2 separate regions of the Mus musculus genome follow, and region 2 is linked to region 1. A link is a loop called in an ENCODE intact Hi-C map of the cell type or tissue named here. Cell type or tissue: left cerebral cortex. All regions are shown on one strand.

The links. Peaks named below come from ENCODE experiments on the same cell type or tissue, not always from the same donor. Only the 100,000 strongest peaks of a DNase experiment are listed, where the experiment ranks them.
Region 2: a loop joins it to region 1, with 6 times the contacts of the local background. A loop is called at or near these places in 2 of 42 quality-filtered maps.

The regions. Positions count from the first base shown.
Region 1 is chr8:125,954,202-125,962,201 of GRCm38, forward strand. It overlaps Gm31069 (a long non-coding RNA gene), which reads left to right and starts at 2,750. Exons shown (of 2, transcript XR_388208.3): 1 at 2,750-2,854; 2 at 3,548-3,777. It overlaps Gm42056 (a long non-coding RNA gene), which reads left to right and starts at 6,237. Exons shown (of 2, transcript XR_879364.1): 1 at 6,237-8,000. In left cerebral cortex, a CTCF peak has its summit at 1,654 (motif pointing right); DNase peaks (open chromatin) are centred at 1,672, 3,718, 4,397, 5,307 and 1 more place; H3K4me3 peaks cover 572 bases; H3K27ac peaks cover 1,168 bases.
Region 2 is chr8:126,211,557-126,219,556 of GRCm38, forward strand. All of the region lies in intron 2 of Slc35f3 (solute carrier family 35, member F3), which reads left to right. Among named protein-coding and RNA genes, the nearest start is that of Gm31165, 76 kb to the right of the region's middle. In left cerebral cortex, no CTCF peak of the experiment used is centred here; DNase peaks (open chromatin) are centred at 1,444 and 5,000.

The DNA of each region.
Region 1 (8,000 bases):
CCTAGGCAGTCCTCAAAGCCTTGGGAATCCTAGAGCCTCTGGTCTCCAGTCCACATTGGAAGGCCAAAGAAGTTGGATTCTGATGTCAGGCAAGAGTGACAGCAACAGCAACAGCGTGGATTTGCTTAGTAACGTGATGCAGAGGCAGACAGGCAGTACTAATTCCCTCTCAGTCTTCTTTGTATCTGGGCAACCGCTGGAAGGTGTTGCCCACTCTAGGTGAGGGTCTTCTTTCCTCAGTTAATTCTCCCCGGAAATACCTTCACAGAGAGACCCAAAGGTTTGTCTCTTAGTTGATTCCAGATTCCAACAAGTTGACACTCAAGATTCATCCTTATACCACCATGGGCTCTCGGGAAGCCAAGACCAAGATGATCAACCCACTCTTAGCTCATTATCTGGAGCCAAAGCTGCTCATACCTGCAGGTCCCTTTGGGCCCCCGACTCTCTTGCATACCTCCATGAAGCGCCAAGAGGAAGTAGGAAGGAGATGGAACCAGATCTGCACATTACAATCAAAGAACACTATATACTTGGTAATATATATATATCCCATGGAATATCATACAGGTGGTAAAAATAAATAAAATAAAATAAAATAAAATAAATAAGAAAAAGTAAAGGAAAAGGCCAGAGTCTGTCTACATCTGACATGGAAGGACATGCCAACATCACCATATTCAGAACATTCCCTGTTGTTTGAGGTGCTCACAATAGCCATGTCTTGTCTAATTCTTCCAATTAGAATATTCATATAGTTTGGAATTTCCCAAGCAGATAAGGTTTAAAAACCCAACCAAGATGGCAATTGATGTAGATACAACTAGCTAAGGTGCAAAAAATTAAGAGTGCTCAGCCCTGAGTGGGCGTGTCTGTATCGCATACCTACCACCAAATGCTCTCAGATCCTTGTGGGAGAGGGGAGAGGGAAGACTGTGAGAGTCGGAGGTGTCGGGCGACTATGTGAAACAGTATCTTTTGGACCTGATAGGATTGTTGTGCACCCGAGTTCACAGCCGGGACTGCACGTGCAAGACTTACACAACATCAAGCCAGTCGAAACCCCAGTGTGCTTCATAAAACCCTACCCCTGTGAAGAGCTGTTGGCAACTGGTGGCTTTTGGGGGAGAGTGGGTCGGGTTTCTTTGGAGATTCTGCCTCTTGTAGGTTACCCAAGCCCCGGCAGGTGACTCTGCATTGTGCCCATATTAACAGCGCCACGTGGTTTACGAGTTCAAACCCTATGCATGTTGGTACCTCAATCTGCCGCTTAGCAGAGCCCAGCAGACCCTGGCACACCACAATGTCCCCCCCCACACACACACCAATACTGTGGGGTGAGATCCCACAGATCCTGGTGGCTGTTCTGTGTTGTGCTAAGAGGGCATTTCATTTCTTGGGCGAGAACAACCAGAAAGACCAAATGTGGTCTCTACTGAAAACTGTCCGTGTGAATGGCGGGCTGTATTTCGCAGCCAGCGCAGTGAGACCTTTACGGGGGCTCTTTGGGATTATCGCTGCCCACTGACATTGGGCACAGTGAAAGGAAAAGGAACCAGAGCAAACCAGGAACACGGGAGCAAAGCAGGGAGACAGACATAAAAAACCATGGTGGTCAGACTTGGTATTTCTCCAGAGACACCACACGGGGGCGCTCTAAACCTGGATACTCTACCAACCCCAGACTTCAGTTTGAGGCTTAGAGGCTTAATTTGCTGTGTGTCCTTTAGAGACAGGGTCCTAATAACCAAGTACAAAGCGGCGACATAGAAAAGATGAACAAAAACTCATCGATTCAGGGACTCAGATGGTCACTGGCTGTGGCTCAGTGCGATCTGAAGGCACTATTTGGGGGTATTTTGTAGATCTGTGGGGTCTACTAGGCAAAGATAGATGATGGTTTCTATTTCTATCTAGATTGAGCTGAGCTGGTGACAATGGTGGCATCTCACTTGTGAGCTTGCTTTTGTGGGGACAACTGGGATGACAGGGCATGAGTTGACCTTGCTTTGAGGGCTGTTTGGTGACAACAGGTCATTTCTTTCTTTCTTTCCACCAATTATTGTTCTTACAGCTTTTCCCCCATGGGTTCTGGGTAACCATATCCAGGTTCCCAGGCTTGTGAGAGAACCGCTTTACTAGTTAAACCACCTCCCCCATCCCTGGGGCGGAACGTCTTATTTATGCCATTCATTGGGCTTTACCAAAGACACAACCCAGCTCCCTCTTGGGTTGGTTGCCATATTGAATCAATGGTCAATTTCCAGATTTCTATATATTCTCCAAAATTCTTCCTCAATGATATACATAAGCACCTTCAAAGAACAAGGAGAATGAGTCCTGGCAGGAAAGCACACATCCACTGTTTGAGGTGTGCACACATGTGTGTAAGAATACCCTTGGAGAGCACACCCTAACACCTGCCCTGACCAGGCCGCATGTGCTTCTGGGAAAATCACAGTAACTCGAGTTGTCCCCCACCCAGTGACACCTGCTTAACTGTTTTCAGATTTTTAAATCCAGGTGACATGTTGGGAAATCTGGAGTTTCTGTGAGGCAAGCAAGATATTCCCTGTCCCTGCTTGGTGTCTATGGACACACTGTAAAATTCTTCACCGCTGCCTGAGAAAATGACCCCAGGGAGCTCCTGGTGATTCGACCAGGGATGCTGGGCAGAGGGTTCCCGGCAAGAATGCAGAGAGCCTCTTTTACCCCTGCCCTCCTTTGCCTCTTGCTTGTGCGAGCTGTTGGCATCCCCCACTGCCACGGGAGCCCAGCCTCTTCAGCTTTCCAGCAGGACTGAAGGCTAGCAGCTCTCTGGGAATCCTCCAGGCCTTCAGTAAGATTGTGACTGGTAAGTCGGCTCGCCTCCCGGTTGTCAGTTACAGTTAGATTGTCCTCCCTGTATCCCGTAAGCCAATCTAATAAATTTAGTATATACTCTGTCTGTTGGTCCTGTCTCTCACCATGATGAGTAAACAAAGAATATTTTGTTATCAGAGACTCAGGACATCCTAGGACATCGTGGTTGGACTCTGGACACATGGTCCAGAGTGTCTTTAATGATGTCATAGGAACTCAAATCAAACCTACTTTTTTTTTTCTAGGTCGTACTAAGGCTTGGGTTAAGCAGAAGGAGAAAAAAGGAAATGGGCATAAATTTCAGAGAGCCTCTGAAGCCCATATCGATTCAGAGCCTGGGACTCAAACGAGTGGATCAATGTGTTCTTGTTGTCAAAGGTGCCAAGTCCTATTTTCTGCCCTGCTGAGATCCACAGGACGAGCGGTCTGACTAAGTGAGCCCGTGCAGCTCTAATGGCTCTCTGATGAGCTCTCACGCTGTGGTCTGACTTGCAAAAAAAAAAAAATTACCAATATTTTTAGGCCCTGAAGGAAAAGTCCAGCTGCCCTGGCTCTTTAATGATGGTGTAATAAAATTTTTCTGACAGTCACAGCAGACTTTATTAGGGGAAAATTTAAGTGGTGACTGCCCTGAGAGGCATTTTCTACTCAAAATTGCTTAGCGTCCTTCTGTTCCTTCCCGCAGCCATAACTGGCATTCCACACAGGAAAGGAAGAATTTGTTCCAGTCACCTCTGGTTGGCTTGTGAGGACCAACAGTTGAACATGGAAATGACGTCAGCTGACTGCGCTGGATGAGCAATAAGCAAGACTTAGTTATTCAGGCTGAAAGGAGAGTGTGAAACGAAGATGATGCAGTGGTTTGCGCACCTCATTCCTTTCCTTAAATGTTCATTAAATGAGGTTACAAAAGCATCCTTATCTGGTTATTGAAAAGGTTATTTCAGAAACTAGGATCATGCTTCAACTCTGATACCAGAGGGGCCTTTGAAGAGGATTAGAGAACTCAAGGTGAGGGGGGAGAGTTTCAAGACAGACATTCTGTGAATGGGGCCCTTGAGCAGGTGCTAGACCCCTTCTGAGAACTGCATGGGGCTGGCCTGTTTGCAGAGCACTCATGAGCTCTGTGAACACCTCAGGGGGAGGGGGTGAACAGAGAAGGAGCCGCTCTTTTTCCTTTGCAAATGTAACAAAATATCCCCAACAAAATATCCCCATTCTTTAGAGTTTTTAGATTTATTTTTGTTTCCAATTATGAGAGAGAGAGAGAGAGAGAGAGAGAGAGAGAGAGAGAGAGAGAGAGCATCAGATCCCCTAGAGCTGGGGTTACAGGCAGCTGCAAGCCCACCAGTGTGGGTGCCAGGAACGGAAGGCTGGGAAGTGTTCGTTTTTAGTGACTGAACCGCCTCTCTAGCTTCCATGTTCTTAACACACATAAAGTAATAATTCTTTAGTATCAAGCACACACAGGGGCAGAGCTTAACACTCTCAGAAATGCCGCCTTCCCCTGTTGGCTTGCTTGAGTCTAGATCCCAACAATTTCCTGTTTCTTAGTCTATGCCATATGTTTCTTTAGAAATATTTTTTTCCATTTCCCCTTTCATTATACAGGGCTACTCAAGGCCATTTCATGAGTGTGTAGTACATTTTGAGCATAATCACTGTACCCCATTGCCCCCCACACCACCTCTGCCCATCACCCACTCTGCTGTTCCTCAGCTTCACATGCCACAGGCACACATACAATTTTATGAATCTGTGATGTCTTGGGTCCACAATGCTTTTGTGCTTTCGCCTTTTTCTCCTCTTTCTCCTCCTCCTCCTCTTCTTCGACTTCTCCTCCTCCTTCTCTTCCTCCTCCTCCTCTTCTTCCTCTTATTCTTCCTCTTCCTCTCCTCCTCCTCCTTTCTTCCTCTTCCTTATTTCTTGCTTTCTCTTCTTCTTCCTCTTCTTCTCTTCCACCTCCTTCCTTCCTTTCTTTCTTTCTTCTTTCTTTCTTTCTTTCTTCCTTCCTTCCTTTCTCTCTCTCTCTTCTTCCCCTCCTTCTTTCTTCCTCTTCTTTCTTGCTTTCTCTTCCTCTTCTCCTTCTCCTCCTCCTTCTCCCTTTTCCTCCTCCTCCTCCTCCTTCTTTTCGGCAAGGTCTAATCTCAAATTCAAGCCCCTCTTGCCTGTTTCTCTCCAGTGCTGCGATTACAGGTATGTGTCACCACGCCTGCACCAGCTTAAAAAAAAAAAAAAAAAAAAAAAAGCAGTAGCAGCAACCATCTGGTTTGGCAGTTCTGGGCCAGAGCTGTCAGAGCTGTCAACCAGAGGACACAGCATTTACTCCAAGCATACACTTCCATGACGGTACCAGTTGGTTCTCCCACAGGGTTTCCCAGTGACTCATGAGCATCTGTAGACGTGGGATGTTTCTTTCTGCCCTTCTGTTTCCTGTGAATCCTTTACAGTGTGCCTGTCAAGGTGGCCACAGTGAGGGGAGACAAGGATAAGTCATTGCATCTGCTCTCAACAAGCAAGGTCTTTTCCTGGGAGGACCAGGTGGTCATCTCTAGATAACCATGTGGTGCCAGATTCTCACACCCGAGGCAGGCAGCTCATTCTCTTCCCTGGAACACATGAGCAGCAGATGGCCGTGCACTTCCCAAGGATGGATCCCACAGCTTTTCCTCAGTCAGTCCCCAGCATGAATCTAGATGGAAAAGCAGTTTGGGATAGCTTGGCAGAGTTGCAGCTGTCTCTGGCCAGGCAGCAAGGCTTCCTGACAGAGACCGTGGACCCTGATCTTAACCTTAACACAGTGAGGTTCCAGGAAGAGCACAGCAGCCTCTTGTAGCTTATCTGCAGAACCTGGAGTTCTAATAAATCAGCGTGGGGAAAGAGGCACTGCTGGTTTATCCAGGATGGAAGCTTCTGGTTCTTTACACAGAAGACAAAATGAAAGAATTTTAAAACGGAACAGCTCTTTAGTGTAGTAAAATACAAGAAAATACAATCGTGAAGATGGGCCGGGAAGAGTAACAACTTTAACAGAGAGGATAAACGCTCTTTAGAGAGAGAATATGCTGTGGGCTGGAAGGGAAACATGCTCTTTCCTCAGGCACCTGCGTTTGAGCACACTCCATCAAAGCATGGTGATGGAAGACCTTGGAACCTTCAGGAGGTGGGGCTTGCTGGAGGAAGTGGATCATGGGAGGCAGGCTTTGAGGCTTGACAGTCAGGTCCTACTTCCGGTTCCTCTCTCTGGTTCCTGAATGCTGAAGCAATGCGACTGGCTGCTTCAGGCTCCCCCCGCTGTGAATTCCACCCAGATGTACGCCAGGATGGACTTCTCTCTCCCTTCAATTGTTTCTGGTTGCAGCAACAAGGTAAGTGGCTCTGTTGGTGAAGGTGTGAGGCAGTGTGTAGTAGCTGCTGAGTGTGGAATGTGACTTCTATTGCCTTCCTGTAGCCTAGGAAGGCTGCGCAAACGCTGGGGTCCACCTGAATCCTCCTCTCAGTGCTGGGTGAGACCACATGTTACCACAGTTGGATTAAAAAGATTATTTTAATATTTATTTTATGTGTATGGATGTTTGTCTGTATGTATGTGTGTTTGGCACATGCCTGTGGAGAAAGGTTGTCAGATTCATTGGTACTGGAATTATTCGAGGCTGTGAGCAACCATGCAGTTGACAGGAACTGAATCCAGTTCCCCCACCTCCCAAAAAGCACTTAACTGTTGATCCATCTATTTAGTTGCAACTTTTTTCTTTTTAAAAAATGAGGACTCATCTCCTATGTTTGCAAGGCAGACTTAGCCACCTCTCCAAGCCCTGTTTTTACTGCTAGAATTTTGAGCTATAAATTTCCCTCAAAGCACGGCTTTGTCTGCCTCTCACAAACACTGCCTTTATCTTTCATTTGATTCGGGCAAATCAGAGAGCTGCAGGTTCAGTGAGCAACGCTAGTCAAAATAAAGAGGAGAGTGATAGAGGAAGACGTTTAATGTTCTTCTGGCTCCACTCCTGTTCTGTGTAAAATATACTGACCCAAGGCAACCTAAGGGAGACGGGGGCATACTTCAGTCACACCTCCACGTCACAGTCCATTATTATTACTAAGAAGTTAGCATGGGAATGTAAGCAGCCATTCACATCACATCCACAGTCAAGAGCAGAAAGATGCAAATGTACCCATGCTATCTGCTTGGTCACTCAGTTTTCTGCACTCTTGGGTGGCTCAGGGCCCAGCCTAGGGAGTGGTGCCTCCCATGGTGTCATTGAGCCATCCATAAAATCTCCCACAAACACACTCACAGACCAAACTCATCGTCATAATTCTTTACCAGGTGATTCTAGATTATGGCAAGTTGGCATTTAAAACTAAGCACTACAGATACTAACCTCTGACCTGCCCGTGCACACACACACATGCACACACAAGCATGCATGTGCAAGTACGTACATACTCATGCATGTATGTTCAGGTACACATACATATACACACACACACAAACTCTATGCGTACGTGCATGTACAGGTACACACACACACGGTATTTTCCTAGTGCAATGTTTACTAGGGAAGCCCATTTGCTGGATTTTCTCCAGTAATGGACATCTCTCTCTTTTACTGGACCATGGATAACTCTCTTACATTTCAGACTGACGAGGTTTGCCATGGGCCAAGCACCTGTTGGTTATTCAAAGAGCAAGCACTGCAATAAACTATTCACGTGGCTCCCAAAGCTTCTCTATGGAACAGAATGACACTGGCTGTCCCCCACCAACATGTTCTGTTGTGTTAACACGGAGGAAGCTACAAACAAAGACACGTCCCCTAGTTCCATTCTAATTAAAAGCCTCGTGAAGTGCTATTGAATTCCCTGGTCCAAAATATTTGTCTCATTAAGAGTTTTCGCACACTGGCTAATGATGTAATTAGCTAAGCTCCTTAAATTAAATCTTTTACCAGCATTGCAAGTTGGCAGAGGTCCAGAATTACCATCTTCACATTGTACAAAAGTTTACTGCGTGCCACAGGAGAGCGATGGCCTATACTTGACTGTGGATGGGATTTCCATGTGAACCTGAGGCAGGAGGCTGCCCAGCATCACTGCCTGCTCATGGTGCTCCCTGCCCACTCTCTAAGTTCCTG
Region 2 (8,000 bases), 260 kb after region 1:
GTGAGATGATCATGTGTTCCCAAGTTCTTATTCACCTTGAACTATAGGATGTGTCTTCATGGATCCCACTCATTAAAGACTTGGAGTGAATTATCCCAGGTTAAGGTTACACCCCAGATCCAATGGTGAGTGTCTGTGTAAGAAGAGAGAAGGGCACAAGGAGATTAAGAAGATCTGTAAGACAATGGTACAAACCAAAGGGTTGCCAGCTCAAGCCAGGGACACTAGGGGCTGTCCACAAAAGCAGAACCTAGAAGGGGTATGGGGCAGATCCCCACCCCCAGCCTCTGGTAGAATCTTCTTTGCAGATACTTAGGTTGCCTCTTGAACCAAGAAAAATAAATGCCTGTTGCCCTAAGCAGAGCAGCTGTGGTTGTTTGTCTTAGCAGCCACAGGAGGGTCATGCTACCCATGATGGCTTGCTGGAATGCTCCTTCTCCACATTGCCACTCAGTCCCTCCCTACATTTGATTCCCAACTTCCCCACATCCACCGCACAGCAATACCATTCAAGTTTTATCCAAACAGAGCCACAGACTTCTGGGAAACTACCGGCTGGTATCATTTCCTGGAAGCCATTCCTGACAGGATTCACACCAAAACAAAGCAAATCAGAAACTGTCTGGAAGCATCCTTGTCTCCTCACAACCCAGGAGAGGGAGACCAACCAACATTCTGATGGGCGACCTGGGCGACTCTGGCTGTGGCTGCCACAGAACTGGGTCAGCTGCACCATGAAGTGACTTCTTGCTTCCTGGACTCCTGGGTTCATGTTCCTCTAAACAAAGAGCTGTCACCGATGATCTGAGGCAACAAACTATAAATTGTCAGTGTATCATTGTTGAATCTTTTGACTCAATTAGTATTTGATTTAGAGAGTTTGCCAGAGAATCTCAGGAGAAACTTTGGCATGGTTCCACAGTCTGGCAGTACGTGGTACCCATTTCATAGGAATCAGTGAGGTTCACTGGGTCTCGAAAGACAAACTTTATGTTTACAAGATTTTAAAAGGATCTGTTTCCAATCATAGTGGCCAGCATACAAAAGATTGGCACTTGCCAACATTAAAAAAAAAAACAAAAAACAAAAAACAAAAAACAACAACAACAAAAAACAAACAAAAAACAAAAACCTCTACTGCTTACAACTCTAAACAATGTCTTCTCCTGAGAAAAAGAATAATTATGTCTTTTTGATTCATTACTAATTAAGAAATAATTTTGTTTTATAACCATACAAACCCAGTACTGAATGCTTGAAAATGAACCCTCTAAACACAATCGCTTTTAAATTTTACATTCTTCCAGACTTCACCCTCATTTGTGAGCTTTGTATAGCTTGTGGGGTTTTTTTTCTCTCTCCTTTTGCTGTTTACTTTCCTTAAAGACTATTTCTGTGAAAGCGTGGTGGGTGTGCCTAGTAACAGATGAAACGGTGCCGACTAACTGGCTATGAAGAGCCATCACCATCCATGCTGTCTCGCCCACCTCTTGTCTCCTGGCTATTTTGGTTGACAGTGTTTCTTGTAATTACTTCCTTAACTCTAAACAGCATACTTATAGCTATTTATTTTTATTACAATTTATTGTTAACACACCAAAATTACAAAACTACACTGTAGCAACCACAAAGTCCTATCATTCACTAATATTCTGCTGTGCTGTGCGTGCACATGTACGTGTGTGTGCAAGCGTGTGTGTGTGTGTGTGTGTGTGTGTGTGTGTGTGTTGATGCACACAAACTCACCTGTGCATGTGCAGCTGGGAAGGTCAGAGGTCAACTTCATATATCTTCCTCCATCAGTTTAAAATGTATTTTTGGAGACACGGTCTCTCATTGAACCCAGAGCTTGTTGCTTTGACTAGACTGGCTTGCCAGAGACTCTCCATGATCCATCTGTCTCTGCCCCTCAGCACTGGAATTACAGGCAGTGTGTCTTCCACCACACCCAGATTTTGTTGAGGGTGCTAGGAATCTAAACTCAGGTCTTCACTTTACCCACTGAGTCATCTTCCCAGCTCTCTCTTACTTTAGTAATGTTGCTGTCCCTTTTGAGGTCCCAAGCCCCTCCCCCACCCAGGGACCTCACACTCATATTTGTCTTCCTGTGGGTGCACTTGGAAAAGCAGTTCACAAACATTTCTTGTCTAAGAACCCTTTTTGTTTCCTTAAAAAATATTGAGGACCTCAAAATCATCACACGTATATTTTGGCTATCAATATTTACAGTACAGACTGGGATACTTTGGATGGTTGTCAGCATGCTTTCCACAGTAAAAGAAGGTCAGCATTGTGTAACATGTGGGAAATGTCTCCCATCTCTGTCTTGCTTGAAGACAGCTGGGTTCTCTTCTCTGTGTGTCTCTCCTGCAGTTGTGATGTTACCTGTCATATAGCCATTTCATACCATCATGGGAAAGAGAAAGAAACAAAGAAACAAAGACAGAAACAAAGTAACAAAGACAGAAACAAAGAAACAAAGAAAGGAAAAGAGAGAAACCCTTGGTACTACTACTATAGCAGTTACTTTTCCATTTCAGGAACGCCTTAGGGGAAAAGAAAGGTGAGATCTAGAGAAAGCTATGATAGAGAACCCCAGTTTTCATAAGTGGGATCATAGGGCAGAGGGTGTTCAAAAGGTCCAGCAAGAAACACTCAGTGAGGCTAGCACCAGGCTAGCTAGCACCAGGTCAGGGGGAGAACCTTCAGTCTCATCCTTTAAGGACCCACCTCTTCCATCTAGGCCCCCAGTGTTTGAAAATAGTGCCACCAGCCAGGGAACAAGCACTCAAAACAGGACCCTGTGTGGGAGGTTTCACATTCAAACCATTCCATTATAAAAATCCCTCTGGCCTCACAAAACATTCAAAAAGTCTCAGGGGAGTATTAGTTACTGTCTTGTTGCTACAACAAAACACCTGACAAGAAGGAAGAAGGTTTTATTGTGGCTCACAGTTTGGGGGCACGATCAGTCAGTCCATCATGGTGGGGAGGGCATGGTGGCAGGAGGGTGAGGCAGCTGGCTGCATCACACTCACTGTCAGGAAGCAGGGAGAGATGAATCCTGCTCACCTCAGTTTCTCCTTTCTATTCAGTCCAGGACCCCAGCCCATGGGATGGTGCTGCCTGCATTCTTGGTGACTCTTCCCATCTCAGTTAACTCAGTAGGAAACCCTCATAGACATGCTCGGAAAGTTGTTTCCATGGTGACACTAAAGCCTGTCAAGTTGACAATCACAATTAACCATCACTGAGACCCACTGAGATTTATGTGCCTACTAATGCAAGCAATTCTTCAGTACACAGGCACAATTTTAAGTGATTTTAAATTAGCTTACTGGTTTTCAAAGCACATTATGTAGCTGAGTTATTCTGTGCATGTCACCAAGATTATCTTCTCAGGGTTGTTTTTATTTCTTGTGAACTTTTAACATTTCAGGTTATTTTTACTCTTATCCACCAGTTAATTATACGACTACACCATGACTTTCCTAATCTTCTTAAATAAATATTTAGATTTTTGTTTAGGTTTTTTTACTCTTCCTAAGAAAATTGGAAAGAATAATTTTCTTCTTGTGAGGTTCTATTGTGAGAGTGAGTAGGATACTGGCCTTTGAGAGGAATGGCCCAGCTTTAACTGTCCGCACAATGGACAATCACCTAGAGTCTCAAAGAAGGATTGTCTAGATCAGATTTCTCTAGATATGAAACAGAGAACAACTAGAGGCCTCTGTTAGAGTCTAGACAAGAAAAAGGGAGGAGAGTGAGAGGTAAAGACAATATTAAAGGGTCATAATAGGAAGGTTGAGAACCACTGGCCTAGACTAACAACAGAGAAGACCAAAGCAAGGCTCAGCAAACACAGGAACAGCTCCCAAAGCGGCACCAAACCCTGCATGCCATGTCACCTCAAACTCTAAAGAGTTAGGGCAGCATGGACAAGGCAAGGGACCCCTAATTCCAGAGACAATCGCTATGGCAAAGTGAGTGTCCTTTCCACCTAGGTCTTCATTTTCTACTACGTATCTGTTGTTCAGTGATGCCACAGTTGATGTCTCACAGTCCACACAAGAGCCACAAAAATTACACCAACAGTAACATTCTGCTCAATAGAAAGTATTCTTCATAACATTGATCCATAGATATGCTGGTGGGTGTGTTTGTAGGTTTGTTATTTCTTTATTTGAGGCAGGGCTTAGGCTGTCCTGGAACTCACTGTGTAGCCCAGGCTGGCCTCAAACCCCAAGGCTTACACCCATAAGCTACCATACCCTGAAGTTCTTATTATACATACATTTGTAACTGCTCAGTGGTATTCTTCTCTGGGATGGTTTAAATAGGTATGGACCCCATAGACTCATGTGTCTGAATGGTTGGCCCATAGGGAACGACACTATTAGGAGGTGTTGTCGTGTTGGAGTGGATGTGGCATTGTTGGAGGAAGTATGTCACTGTGGGGGCAGGCCTTGAGGTTTCCTACATGTTCAAGCTACATCCAGTGGCACAGTCTCCTTATGCTGCCTTTGGGTCAGGATGTAGAACTCTTGGCTCCTTGAGCACAATGTCTGCCTGGACACTGCCATGCTTCCTGCCATGATAATAATGGACTGAACCTCTGAACCTGTAAGTGAGTCCCAAATTAATTGTTGTCCTTATAAGAGTTGTTGTGGTCATGGTGCCTCATCACAGCAGTAAAATCCTAAGGAAGACACGTTCCACTGCAGATGAAGTAGATGACTTTGTGGATCATTTTTATATTGATGGACATTTAGTTTATTTCCAGCCTTTGACTACTTTAAAGTTTCCTGCTAGAAACTTTTTTGGTAGTTCTCATGCTTGGTTAACCATTTGCTTAGGATATACAGGGCAAGGCAGAGTTACAAGCAGATTTGGGGCTGAAGAGAGATTGCAGATGGCACACCAACGCATACAAATCAAATTTATGCTAAAAATATGAGTAGTATGTAAAAGATCCTAGATCCCTAACAGCTGGTATTGGGAACATTAAATATGTTTTCCAGACTGATGCTTGGAAATAGATGTCATCTTCTATGGCTTTAATGGGCAATCTCCCTGCTCGCTAGGGAGGGAGGCCATGTTTCCATATGCTTATTGGTCTCTCAACTGAGCTCTGCTCCTCTGCTCGGCGAGCTGATGAGCACCCTGCTTGCCTCCTTTCCAGCTGGATGTTCACTGGAGGTTGATCCTCAGATGTCACCTTCCCGTTACTCCAACAAATGCCTGAGATGATTCAACTTAGGTTCATTTAGAGGTTACGGTGCATGCTTCATTGAATCCTTTCCTTTTGGGGCTGCAACAAAAGCCCATGATAGATCACACACTCACCACACACACACACACACACACACACACACACACAAAAGACAGAAGAGAGGAGGGGAGAGGAGGGTCCTGTTATCTCTTTCAAGGGTATAGTCCCCAATAACCAGAAGACTTCTTCCCACTAGAACCCACCACTTTAAGGCCCCACCACCTCCACATGATACAAAGCTGTGGATGAGCCTTTGCCATACATCAAAAAGGCGTCCCAGCCTAGCAAACACATAAGTGGATGCTCACAGTCAGCTTTTGGATGGATCACAGGGCCCCCAATGGAGGAGCTAGAGAAAGTACCCAAGGAGCTAAAGGGATCTGCAACCCTATAGGTGGAACAACATTATGAACTAACCAGTACCCCGGAGCTCTTGACTCTAGCTGCATATGTATCAAAAGATGGCCTAGTCGGCCATCACTGGAAAAAGAGGCCCATTGGACACGCAAACTTTATATGCCCCAGTACAGGGGAATGCCAGGGCCAAAAAGTGGGAGTGGGTGGGTAGGGAAGTGGGGGGGGGGAGGGTATGGGGGACTTTTGGGATAGCATTGGAAATGTAAATGAGGAAAATACCTAATTAAAAAAAAATATATATATGTATATATGAAGGTGTCCCAGGTCTAACTGTTGCACTCCAATGCCATTCATCACAACGTATTTAACTTTTTTTTTTAATGTGGCACGGTAGTCTTCAGGAAATGACTCTCGTATCTCATCTAATGTAGTCTGTCTTAGTTAGGATTACTATTGCTGTGATCAAACACCATGACATAAAGCAACTTGAAGAAGAGTCACAGTCCACAGAAGGAAGCCAAGGCAGAAACTCAAGCAGGGCAGGAACCTAGAGGCAGCAACTGATGCAGAGGCCATGGAAGGGTGGGTTTTGTTTACTGGCTTGCCCATCATGGCTTGCTCAACCTGCCTTCTTACAGAACCTGGGACCACCAGCTCAGGGATGATCTCACCCACAATGGGCTAAGCCCTCCCCCCATCATCATTGATTAAGAAAATGCCCCACAGACTTGCCTACAGCTGAATCTTGTGGAAGCATTTTTCTCAATTGAGACTCCCTTCTTTCTAATGAGTCTAGCTTGCATCAACCTGTCATAGAACTACTTAGGAAACACTCCAAAATATTTTGTTGCAGGGGGGAGGATTTCACACCAATTGTAAATAGTTTGTTTTCTTTCTTTCTCCTTCCTGTCCTTATTCTTCTCTACCTTCTTCTTCTACTTCCTCTTCCACTTCTCTTCCTTCTTTATATTTTTCAATCAGGGGTGTTACTATTTAACCTCAGCTAGTCTGGCACCCGTTATATGATCCATGCAGGCCTTGGATTCTAAAGCAATCCCCTGCCTCTGCTTCTGCTCCCTGAGTTCTGGAACTGCATACTACCAGCATGGCTAGCTATAGGCATCTTTTCCACTTTTAATTACATGCATCTGTGTGCTGTGTGTGCACATGTCATAGTGTGCATGAGGAGACCAGAGGACAATGTTCACAAGGGGATTCCCATCTCCTGCCATGTGGGTCTCGGAGAAGGAACTCCGACCAGGGTGGTGGGTGGTACCTTTACCCGCTGAGCTATTTTGCTGCCCCTAGAACTGTTTGCTAAACTTCATTTTCAGATGGTTCCTTGCAAGTATATAGAAATGCATGTTATATAAATAAATGTATGGACAAGCATTTATACATACATATTATAGATAACATACACACACAGAGAGACACAGACACACATACACACACACATGTGGGCTTCAAACTTGATAAACTCAATTGTTAGTTCTAATAGCTTTTAATGGACTGCCTGGGATTTTGCACACACAAGGTCATGTGCCTGTACATGCAGGTCCATTCACTTCATCTAATCTGCCTGCCTCGCCGCCCTTCAGTGCTTCAAACCCGTCCAACAGTGACAGCAAAAACGGGCACCTGTTCTTCCACCCGGCCCAGGTGGACAGTCCACTAAACATGACGCTTGTGTGGGCTTCTGGGAATGCTTTTTAGGGCAGTGAAATCCGAATCCCTTCCTAGTTTGTTGAGTGCTTGGTGCTAAAAGTCTGATGAATGTTTTGTTTTGTTTTGTTTTATGCATCTATGGAGGTGATTCTAGGATCTTCATCTTTTTATACACCCTTGTACTCTAGTCACTTAATGTTTGAGGTTAAACCAACCTGCGTCCCTAGAGTGAATACACCTGACGACGTTATAGAGTTACTTGCACATGCGTTCCTAGATTCGGTTTGCTAGTGTTTTATTGAAGAAATCTCAATTCATTTTTTCAAAAGAAGGTTTAAGTCTGTGGTGTCCTAAGGATATCCTTGTCTAGTTTGGGTTTTAGGATAAATGTCCGTTTAATACAATGGGTGAGGAAGCGTTCTTCCATTTGGGAGGAAGGTTTGCATAAAGCAGTTAATTCTTTCAATGGTTGCTAGACTCAATAGTGAAGGCATCTGGGCCTGGGTTGACTAGGTGAGCAAGATGTGGATAGATAGATAGATAGATAGATAGATAGATAGATAGATAGATAGATTTGCTTTAATTACTAAATCTTTTAGTCCATATAGATCTATATAAAAGGTCCATTTCTTCTTGAGTGGTCGGTTGCCAGGAGCTTGTGCCTTTTGAGCTGGGATGCAAACAGTGGTATGCCTTTGTCTGA